Linked DNA regions of Homo sapiens: all the other regions are linked to region 1. A link is a contact called in ENCODE Hi-C or POLR2A ChIA-PET data. All regions are on one chromosome and are shown on one strand. The core of a region is the stretch at or near the end of the contact, and the rest is flanking DNA. Distances in the headings are between cores, read along the strand shown. Region 1 holds the start of UBR3 (ubiquitin protein ligase E3 component n-recognin 3). Region 2 holds the start of DYNC1I2 (dynein cytoplasmic 1 intermediate chain 2). Region 3 holds the start of CYBRD1 (cytochrome b reductase 1).

What was found. A loop is a pair of places that touch in the nucleus more often than their neighbours do. ChIA-PET counts read pairs that join two places held with the same protein, here RNA polymerase II (POLR2A). Pooled maps may share reads with other maps.
Region 2: a map of B cell shows a loop between it and region 1 (13-fold over the local background). The contact joins the promoter of DYNC1I2 here to the promoter of UBR3 in region 1. A Hi-C loop is called at or near these places in 2 of 168 maps with a recorded cell type or tissue (B cell and naive thymus-derived CD4-positive, alpha-beta T cell) and 10 of 50 pooled maps. POLR2A ChIA-PET finds 5 or more read pairs at or near these places in 1 of 52 experiments (B cell).
Region 3: a loop to region 1 is called in a map of tibial artery, with 8 times the contacts of the local background. The contact joins the promoter of CYBRD1 here to the promoter of UBR3 in region 1. A Hi-C loop is called at or near these places in 1 of 168 maps with a recorded cell type or tissue (tibial artery) and 8 of 50 pooled maps.

Annotation. Positions count from the first base shown.
Region 1 is chr2:169,825,710-169,829,469 of GRCh38, reverse strand. It overlaps UBR3 (ubiquitin protein ligase E3 component n-recognin 3), which reads right to left and starts at 2,016. Exons shown (of 39, transcript NM_172070.4): 1 at 1,418-2,016. The coding sequence starts at 1,962. RefSeq lists an enhancer at 1-255 and silencers at 1,273-1,402, 1,663-2,222.
Region 2 is chr2:171,685,744-171,689,503 of GRCh38, reverse strand. DYNC1I2 (dynein cytoplasmic 1 intermediate chain 2) reads right to left here and starts at 2,035. Exons shown (of 18, transcript NM_001378.3): 1 at 1,877-2,035. RefSeq lists an enhancer at 1,865-2,034.
Region 3 is chr2:171,520,559-171,524,318 of GRCh38, reverse strand. It overlaps CYBRD1 (cytochrome b reductase 1), which reads right to left and starts at 1,845. Exons shown (of 4, transcript NM_024843.4): 1 at 1,581-1,845. The coding sequence starts at 1,773. RefSeq lists silencers at 1,207-1,276, 1,427-1,536 and an enhancer at 1,647-1,756.

The sequences.
Region 1 (3,760 bases), core at 767-3,266:
CTTGGGCAACAAGAGAGAAACTCCGTCTCAAAAAAAAAAAAAAAAAACTCAAATGTTAGCTGCAATTATGTTGTTATTATTATTAGCAAATTCAAAATACCTCCTTTCTGAAGACTTTTTCTTACTCCCTCTGCACAGAAACCTCATCTCCCTCCTCTAGCTACCAAGTTATTGTTTAAGGAATTTATTACTTTCTACTCCAGTGCAAGTAGAGTAAGGGGTTGGTCAATGTTTCATTCATTTTTAATATCCAAGAAGCCTTGCTTGCACATAGTAGGTACAAACATTTTGGAGTAACAGTAACCTTACAAGTACTCCGAAGAAAAAGGTGACCATTTATAAAAAGATTGTACTCTGTCATTAATCCTAAGACCTGAAAATTGAAGAAGTTTAATAACTGATAGCAACCTGTAGTTGCTAATATTCTTTCAACTACTGCCCATCCAAAATCGCCCCTTTCACTTTTTCCTTTTTTCTCAGACTGTCCCTGACATTGACATCATGTTCCAAGCCACGACCCTACATGTACCAACTCTCTGTAACTCACTGCAAACTCTGAAATGTCTTTTCTCATAAGTCCCAACATCTGATGCATCGCTTCTGTCAAAAGGGCATTTGTTGTCTCCTTTTAGACAGAGGTTCACGTATCAGTGAGTGAACAAAGTGCCCTTAACTGGAGAAGACCTAACACTTGATTCCTGGTTCGCTCAGTATTTTGTTTGTTCTCCTGGTATGGAGGGTATTCTGTAACTGACTGCTCAGTAGCCCAATTCTAAATGTCATTCCAGCATACCAAATAATCCACTGACAGCTCAACAGTCACTTTTCATGCAGGCCCCTCCCCTTCCCTCCTCCCTCAACCCTCAAGAGCTCCTTCTCTCACAGTGACAGACACACTGGCAGTTCAGAAGACCTTTTCCTCAAGCGTCCTTCCCTGCACGTACAAGACCACCTCCCCAGCTCTCATCATCCCGCGAGCCAATACGGTCCCCAATAACATCCCCTCCCAGCCAATCCAAATCACAACCTAAGTCTCTTCCCAAGAACCAGGCTTTACAGCCTTTCCCAACAAGTACACACTTGACAGCTCGACACGAGCTTCCCCAAAAATCATTTCCCCTCACTCCCCTCCTACCCCATACACTGGCTCTTTTCTCGCTATCATTTACCCACCCTGGCTTCCCCAAAATTCACAGCCCGGTTTCCTAAACATGCTCTCCGCTCTCCTCTCCCCTCCTTCTCCTCCCCACCCCCTTTCCACCGCTGACAGCTCAGTCACCTCCATCCCCCTGTGGCTGCACCCTCCCCCGCACCCTCCCCTTGACAGCTCAGAGTGGGCTCCCAGTGCTCCGCTCCAGGCCCTCCCGCGACGTCCCCGGCCCAGGGTCGCCTCGCCCGCGGGGAGGGCTCCACTCACCCGCTCTCCCGCATCACGTTGCTGTCCCCGCAGTCGCAGGCGCCCCCGGCCTGGCTGCGGAACATGTTGAAGTCGTGTCCGGTGTGGTCGCCCTGGTGGAAGCACTCGGCGCACAGCGACATGCAGGGCGAGATGCCGCACGTCCGGCAGCGGTAGGCCACGAAGTTGGCTGTCCAGACCAGGCCGCAGAGCGCCGCGGGATCGTAGGCCCGCACCGCCGCGCAGAACTCGTCGTAGCCGCCGCCGCCCGCCAGAAGGCACTTACACCACTCCAGGGCCTCCTCCTCGGCCGCCCCCGGACCGCCCCCGCCTCCGGCCGCCGCCGCGTCCTCGCCGCCGGCAGCCGCGGCCAGCGGCCGCTCGGCGCTCAGCACCCGCTCCAGCAGCGCCTGCAGCTCCTCAGCACCTGCGCGGTTGTCCGGCCGGCTGAGGGCCGCCTTGAGGTGCGCGGCGGTGGCCGCCTTGTCTAGGGCCAGCCCCGGCGCGGGCAGCTCGGGCTGTGACGGCTGCTGGCCCCCGACGGCCGCCGCGGCCGCCGCCGCCATGATGAGAGCTCAGAATTTGGAGAGTCCAGGGCCAGCGGCTCCTCCAGGGAGAGTGAGGGAATAGACTGCTGCGATTGCTCGGCCCGCCCAACTCTCGCGATACCCGGAGCGTCCGCGCTCCTCCGCCCGCAGCCCCGCCCCTACACACGCCCCCTCGGGCTGCAGAGCCTTCCTCCCGCCCCTCTCTCCTGGGCGCCTGTGGACCAAGCTAGGCTCCCAACTTTCTAAGTTAAGAGCTACTGAAATAAAGTACTCACCTTATAGGAAATCTTTAATAAGGGCAATTATTTCTTTATTTGCATAGACTACAGGAATTATTCACATCATCTTTCAGATGTACTTTAGGCATCTGCATTTTGTCTGAGATGTACATTCCTACTGTTATCAAAGTCCAGCGGGCGACAGAATGAAACCCCAACTTAAGGAAAACAAAAACTGTAGGAAAAGCAATCCAAAGAAGAACAGAAGGCCAGGCGCGGTGGCTCACGCCTGTAATCCCAGCACTTTGGGAGGCCGAGGCAGGCGGATTACTTGAGGTGAGGAGTTTGAGATCAGCCTGGCTGACATGGTGAAACCCTGTCTCTACTAAAAATACAAAAATTAGCCGGGCATGGTGGCGCACGCCTGTAATCCCAGCTACTCCGGAGGCTGAGGCAGGAGAATCACTTGAACCCAGGAGGCGGGGGTTGTAGTGAGCCGAGATCGCGCCACTGCACTCCAGCCTGGGTGACAAAGCGAGACTCCGTCTCTAAAAACAACAACAACAACAACAACAACAAAGAAGAACAGGAGTGTTTCCAATCCATAACCTTGTGTTTGAAATGAATGAAACATAATTAAAACAGGTTATTCCTGGTCTTCTACATGAGTTAAGTATGTCACGATCATCATATAACAGTGATAAGTTAAATTTGCTCAATAATTTTACGAATCACTAAATTATAAACTAAATAAAACTTTATGTATTAACTTTACATGCTAAAACTTTGTATGTTTTAACTCATTTGATTCTCATAACAGATAACTTTGAATTCTGCTATTCCTAGAAGTAGCAGCCTCAGACACTTCTCTACTTCGTCATCGTCCATTCACTCTTTTTCTTCTTCCTATAATAATGCAAAGAGGTGTCCATCCACAGGCTTAAACGCAATCCTGCAATCCTTTTACTTAACCACTGGATCCTGCCTTCTCAGGATCCCAACTCCATCCAATATCCTCTTGCATTTTTAACCCCTCTCTTTCTATTAGCTCAATTCTTGTCAGAATTTGTCTCCTCCTGTCTTAAAAATAATTGAAAAAATAATAAAGCTTCCCCCATTACTAAGCATCCAACCATTCTTTTCGTAGGCCACCTTTCTCTTTCTCTTTCTTTTCTTCTTTCTTTTTTTTTTTTTTTTTTTTGAGACAGGGTCTCACTGTCGACCAGACTGGAGTGCAGTGGCGCAATTTCAGATCACTGGAAGCTTTGCCTCCCGGGCTCAAGCGATTTTCCCACCCCAGCCACCCGAGCAGCTGGGACCACAGGCTCGCGTCATCAGACCCAGCTAATTTTTGTATTTTTAGTAGAGACAGGGTCTCCTTATGTTGCCCAGGCTGGTCTCAAACTCCCGTCTCAAGCAATCCGCCCATCTCGGCCTCCCAAAATGTTGGGATCACAGGGGTGAGCCACCGCTTCCGGGGCCACGTTTAATTGTTCACATTTACTCTTTCTTCTTCCTAAATTTCCATTCGCTCCACAATCTGCTACAACTTAATTTCTGCTCCTACTTTATGAAGCCCGACCTCTTTCCAGTATTTG
Region 2 (3,760 bases), core at 786-3,285, 1.9 Mb before region 1:
GGACATGGTTTGGCATTTAGAAGCTCTTAAGCTATATGACACAGATCAAAACTATTACCAATTCTATTGCATTCATAGAAACTTGATAAAAAACAATAGGTCAAACTGAACTTTCCTGTAAGTTCTAAAAGTGCTGTAGTAATACTAAAGCAAAACGCAGGAGTTACCATCATTAGCTATCAAATCATATGACTGTATTTCTCCACAATAACACCTTACGTATACCTCTGATGGCACTTTTAGTACAATTATTTGTGGACATACCTGAAATGTTCCCTATTAGATTGTAATGTACTTGAAATCAGGGACTGTTTTTTAGTTATTTTTGTTGCCTTCACAACATCCAGCAGAATGACCTTAACATTACAATTGACACTGGCTAATGAATAATGGATACGGTAGACACAATTACAATCTGAGCTTCAAAAACCAATTGCATAAACACTACTTCAGCTTGAGTTTTAGGAAGAAATAATGAATTAGGATTTTTTTTTTTTAAGTAGCCTAGCAGCTGAGCATAAGGCAGGAGCCAGGAACTCCTTACCTTCTCCACATGATTGACTTATTGCCTAATGATCAATCTCTTTCAATGTCTCTGTACAAGTGAAGTATTAAATGCTTTAGATCAAGAAAACTAGGAGAATAACCTCTGGAAAACTGTATTTCCAGAGGTTAGGGGAAATCTCTTAAAAAGCACAATTGTTAAATCTGAACAAAGGTAAGTCAGTCAAGAGGAGAAATTCACCTACTAAGAAGTGGATAAAGGAAATTTCAGCTACTAAACTCCATTAAGACTGGCAAGCGAATTGATAATTTTCAAGCATACGAAAAGGATGAAAAGTTGACATAGCAGACCTGAAATATATACACAATATCTTCCAAGATTTGTTTGAACAAACTAAAAGCAAGAGACCGTGTTTCTTATTCCACTCTTTCTACACCTCTAAACAGCTCCATACAAACGGCTGGTGAAGAGAACTTCCATACGTAACTGTATGCTACGCTAGGCACATTATATTTTGTTCAACGTCAACTGTAAAACAGATATACCAACACTAATTGATATTAAAATAAGCGCATTTTTAAAGCCCAACAACAAAGTCTTGACCAGCTGAACTACAGCTGACCAATCCTCTCATCCTCACAGAAGCCAGAGCCTTCCTCCATGACCGACATGTTCACGTTCTTAAAACTCAAGAGAAGAGAGTCTCTAGAGTTTTGTGCTAGAACCTCCGTGTTCGGGGGCTTTCCATCACACATAAGGTGAGGGGAGACACTATCAAGGCAAGTAGAGATGGCCTTAATTTGTAAAATGGGGCAAGGCGAAAACGAATCACTTTCTCCCCTGGGGTCACGGCCAAGAGGGCGCGGTCCACGGCAGGGCGTCCGGAAGAAGCCAGTGGGCGCCGGACAAGCCTCAAGGCTCCCCAGGCCGCCTCTGGAGGGTCGAGAAGGGAAAGGAGTGGACTCCTCTCGCCGGGCCGCAATGAGTCACCGCACCCAGGTCTCCCCGCCTTTCCTCCCCAAAGCTGGGCCGGGCGGGGATGTCAGCAGGAACTGCCAAGCCGCCCTTCGAGTTGCGACGTGGAACACAGGCAGGGAGGCCTTGAGGGAAGAACAGTCAACCCACCTGTCAGGTGACTGGATGGGGAAGAGTCCTCCCGCCTGCAACTTCCCGGTAACGTCCCTCGCCTAAGCCCCCAACACCAACTGTAGCCACCACCAGCTCCGCGGCTTTCCAAAGCACACAAAGAGGGATGGGCGGCGGCTGCTACGGCGAGAGCTTAGGGACAAATAGCCTCACCAGAACGAGGTCGCTCCCAGAAATAAAAGGTGGGGCCCTGCTGCGAGGAATTGTAGCCCCTCCGTGACTTACCTGTCGTAAAGCAGAAGCCGGTAGATAAAACAAAGAACCCAGTCAACCCAGGGGCCTTAAGTATTTCCGCTTTGCCAAAAACTGGAAAACTACGCCTAATATTCTCAGGCCAGGAATCCAACTTCCGCCCTCGCCTTACAAACTGACACGATCGAGAAGAACTACAAACCCCGGCAACAAGGAAAACCTGCGTGCGACGAGCAGTGCGTTCTGGGAATTGTGGTCGCTGGGCGTCGCAAGGTGTGCTGGGACATGTAGTGTGTCCCCTCCTTTAGATTTCCCACTCCAAGGCCTTCTTCCGTCGAGAAGCTTCTGTATAAAGTATTCTCGTCTGTTGATCCGTGCCCACAGTGTAGTATGTGTTATAGTGTAAGATCTTTGACCCAATATTGGCGGAATTTTAAGGTCTATTTTCCAGTGGTGAACCTGTGAATCACGCTGCTGCACATTTGGTGAAGACGTGAAGTAGACTGTTTAGGATGTAAAACATTATATATATATATGTACATACATATGTAAGTTTTAGGGAAAGAATGTCTTATATAGGCTTCATGTGGCATCTTAGGCAAAATCTAAATAAAAATATGTCAACTGACATAGCAAATAATTCTTTAGTATTTTGTTGCAGTGTGGTAGCATTTTGGTTTTCTCTCAAACAATTTTAGGAAATAAAGCATTTTGTATTATTGGACTCTCAAACCAAGCTAGAATGTTTTCCACAGTTAGATTTTTAACATACAAAGAAAACAAAAGTTACTGGAACATGAATTTACCTGCAATGTATACATTGACACACCTTTTTAAAGTTTAAATAATTTAAAGCATTATTTGGCAGGAGTTAAAGCTAACACCAAGGTAATATCTTTTCTATGTTCTAGAAAACTGATTGTTCTAGAAGTTCTAGATATTGCCCAAGTCTAGAATGAACCTTTATGATTCAAATTCCAAGTCCTTGGGCTTGTGGTCTTTTTCTTATCTTTCTCTGCCTTATCTGTGGTCTTTTGTGTAGAAAAAAATATTCTAAAAATAAATTTGAGAAAGAAAATCCTTGGCTTTCCACAGCTTTTCCCAATAACCTAACATTCAAAGAGCTTTATAGCTATGTTATTTTTTTACTTCTTTCCTAATAGTTTTCATGTATTAATTTGAAAAAAAATTATTATTGATTGCCTACCATGTGCCAGCAATGGTGATGGGTGTTGTGGTAACAGCTAAAATGGACCAGGCGCAGTGGCTCACACCTGTAATCCCAGCACTTTGGGAGGCCGAGGCAGGCAGATCACCTGAGCTCAGGACTTAGAGACCAGCCTGGGCAACATGGTGAAACCCCGTCTCTACAAAAAATAGAAAAATTAGCAGGGTGTGTGGCATGCGCCTGTAGTCCTAGCTAGTCACGAGGCTGAGGCAGGAGGATGGCTTGCGCCCAGGAGGCGGAGGTTATAGTGAGCTGAGATTACACAATTGCATTCCAGCCTGGGAGACAGAGCAAGACCCTGCCTCAAAAAAAAAAAAAAGAAAAAGAAACAAAAAAAACAAAAAACATAAAAATGCACAAAAATGCACATCCTTCTTCTCAAGGGAGAAAGGACACTCGCTCAACTAAGAATGGATGGTTCCTGACTGATGGTTTAACTTATGATTTTTTTCTCATTACAATGGGCTTATTAGAGTAAAATGCATTTTCAACATATATTTTTGACTTAAAATGGGTTTATCAGGACATAACTCAAGGAGCATCTGTATAATGATGGAATTATATAAGGAAGTCATAGAAACACCTGGAAAAACTTTTCAGGAAACTTTTGGAAGGAGGTGATTCTAGAGCTAAGTCTTTGATTCTCAAAGGTTGAGTAGAAGAAGTTAGCCAAGCAGAGAAGATGCAGA
Region 3 (3,760 bases), core at 596-3,095, 1.7 Mb before region 1:
ACAGTTACTTTGGAACTTGAGTATGTTTTTTTCTTATAAGCATAGTGGCAAAATAACTGAGAGTTACGCAACGAAATGCCTTAGGTGCCCAGTGGTGCTCACACCCTGATGCCGATCTCACACCCTGATGCCGATCTCACACCAGGGAAGCCTTTGAATGCTGAGGGTTAGTAACACCTTCCACTACATTCCAGAGTGGGAGAATGCTGGCCACACTTGCCAAAGCTGCAGTACAAGTTTAAAACAACCAACAAAAACAAAAGCCAAAATCACTTTTCTTTAGGAATGAGGTCAGCACTCTTTTGCACACTCGTTTGTGGGGAGTTAAATATTTGGTGAAGAAAAGGCAGCCTGCCCGCAGGCAAAGCTAGAGATTTCGGCCAGTGGGCATATCTTTCCAAACCCTTGCTACTCCTCTCGATTATTTTCTGCGACATAACACCACTCCACCCCTTGCTGCCTTTCTCTAACTACTTTCTGAAGGCCGTGCCTTTGGGGAAGTGGTTACAAATAAATGGTGTTTGCGCCAAAAGCTAGAGGTTCCTCCAGCTACACGGCAAACCGAAGGAAGCAGTCAGGACATTGAGAGGCACTACACAATGACAACAAACATTGCCAGCGACTGCTGAGCCCCTCCCCCGCGCCAGCCTCAGCCCAGAGAATGCAGGCCCGGGGCTGGCTCGCCGCGGGCCAAACACGGACGCAGCTTGCGCCGGGGGCATCCCGAGCAGAGGCATCCCTCGGTGCCAGGCAGCCGCGGGCCCTCTCCGGGCATCTCCCACCCGGAGTGCTGGGCCAGTGCCCAATAGGAAGCCCCGCGGGGGAACTTTCGCCACTCTTCTGCCACATAAACAAGTCGGGCTCAAGACCGTCCAATGACTGGGCAGGGCGGCGAAACACACTTGGAAGTCCTGGCAGCTTCCCGGACTCGACTGAGTTTAACACTCTAGGAGGAGAGGAACCCAGGGCGGATGCTTCACTCGCCCCCCTTGGCCAGCCCCTTTACCCAGGGCCGAGGATGTTACAAATACGGGCAAATTCTCGCTCCGGCAATCTTTTCCCCGCTGCCTTCCCCTCCTCATCTGCAGCCTGGAAGCAAGTTCAGCAAAAGGCTGAGGCGAAAGTGTTTCCGCGCCCCCGATCGCGCAGGCTCGGTCCACAGGGGCGACTTTCCGGGGCGCGTGGGCTGCAGCGGCCCGACTGCGCGGCGCTCCGGCATCGCGCCCGGGCTCAAGTTTCTGGGTCTTGGAGGCCCCTCCAGTGCGTCCTAGCCAGTCGCCGCAAAGAGTTAACCAAGTGGGGCCGGCCCCGCTCCGCCGCCCCCAGCAGCGCGTCTCCACCGCGCACCCCCGGCCCCGCGCTCGCGGCGATCCTCCTGAACCGCAGCTCTGTCCCGCCCCAGAGCCAGCCAGCCTCCCTCCCGCCCAGCCGACTTGGCTTCCCGCGCGCTCCTCACCGCACTCCTCCGGGCCCCGCGATCCTCCAGCACTTCCTCAGCTGGAAGGGGCTTCACGGAGGACCCTCTGCCCCCGCCGTTCTCCCCGCTTTCCTCCCCGCACCCCCCCAGGAGGTGCCAGTACCGATGCCCTGGATGAAGACGAAGCCGGTGACCATGAGCACTGGGTGCCAGTTAAACTCTAGTGCGCTCCCATCCCAGCCAAGCCCCTCTCGGTAGTGGAGGACCCAGACGAGGGCGAAGATCACCGACAGGAAGCCGACGAGCAGTGCCGACCCCAGCAGCGCCAGGAAGCGCCAGTAGCCCTCCATGGCCATCAGCGCCCCATACTCCGCACCGCGGGGGCCACAAGAACTTGGAGAGGCGGCGGCAGCCCTCTGGGTAGTGGCCGGGCGGCGGGACCGGGGCGTCGACTTCTTGGGGCTGTCTCCGCCTGCGGGGAGGGACTTTCTGGGCTGCTGGCCCGGAATGTGGGGCCTCTTGGGGGTGGGGAGCTGGCCCCAACTCAGAAATGGGCCCCACCCCCGGGATCACGCGGCCGCCGAGGGCGCTCATTGCCTGGTGGCCTCACCCTCTCCCTCGTCCAGCATCCAAGCTCGCAGAGGGCTTCAGTAACAGACCTAGTTAGTTGCTCAAAGAGAAAATTCCGAGGATTTTATACTCACCACTTGCTTTTAACACTTCCCGTGTCTCGTCCTTATTTGTGGGGAGGTTGAGTAGGGCAGTGGTGCGCCCTCTTGGTTAAGAGAAGAGAGGGATCCGTTGGGTAGGGTTATGTGTGTGCTTTTAACTACTAACGAAGCCTCCTTAGCCACAGTGCTGGAGAATTGGCTGTCTCTGACATCAAAGGGTGTTAAGGAGGAACCTGTAAGGTGGTGTAAACTAAAAATAAAATCCTAAGCCCCTCACTGACTGAATGGACCTCCTTGGCCAAGCAGACCCCAGAAAAACCTTAAAGCTGAGTTTCTAGCTACAGCCGGAAGGGAAGTCTACCCCCTCCATTTTGGAATTTAGACTCAACAGCTGACTAGCATTAATGTTTAAAATAGAAATCATAAGGCGGACAGAACAGACTCTTTGTAGCAATAAGACATCAAATTATAAAAAGGACCTAAGTCACACACTCCTACACTTAAGAAATAAACTATGGTCTAACTGCCACAAAGGTTTTCTTTTCCTCTAGAGGCTAAACAAGCACTGGCTTGAGATAAGCAATATTAAAACAATTACAACTTAATCAGTTCACAGATGCTGACCAGCTGAACCCCTGTTGCACCAGCCAGAACTACAGCTTTCACTGGGCTGATTTCAGGAACTTTTTCATGATAAGAAGACCGACCATGGACCGGTTCTGGCCAGTGTACAGGGATTGTGCACTTGTATGCATTCACGTCCTGAAAAGACCTTTTGAAGTGTAGGTTTGAAGTAATACATTTAAATGTATTTGAAGTAATACAATTAAATGTTAAGTCTCCACCCCAAAGAGAACATGTTACATGCATGTTTGTTCAATATGCATGTGTAAGGACCACCTCCATTAATATTCATAGCTCCTCCTGTAACCTGTTACGTATGTATGTTTGGCCAAACTGTTCAGCATAAAGCTCCTACCCCAACCCCTCTGCCTTCCAAGTGCCTGTCTCTGGTCTTAGGCCAGAGGCTATGTTTATCAGCCTATGGAATGGCCTCCTTGCAGGCTATAACCTTTTATAAGAAATAAAGTCTCCTCTTTTTTCAAATTTATAATTTTTTGTTTTAAGTTAACAGTAAAGGCCAGGCGCAGTGCCTCACACCTGTAATCTTAGCACTTTGGGAGGCTAAGGCGGGCAGATCACTTGAGTCCAGGAGTTTGAGAACAGCCTGGGCAACAAGGTGAAACCCTGTCTCTACTGAAAATACAAATGCATGCACCTGTAGCCCCAGCTACTTGGGGGACTGAGGAAGGAGGATCACTTGAGCCCAGAAGGTCGAGGCTGCAGTGAGCTGAGGTTGCACCACTGCACTTCAGCTTGGGTGACAAAGTGAGACTCTGTCTCAAAAAAAAACAAAAAACAAAAAACAAAAAAAACCCAGTAAACCGGGTCCCCATGAGGTGTCTCACAGCTGTAATCCCAGGGCTTTGGGAGGTGGAGGCAAGAGAATCACTTGAGCTCAGGAGAGGTATGATCGCACCACTGCACTGCAGCCTGGTGACAGCTAGACTCTGTCTGGAAACAAAACAAAAACAGCATGGGCAGCGGTGGGCTTGGCCTTATCCTGCAATGAAACTACTTGCAGTTTGCTCTTGAGAGAGGGAAGACAGGA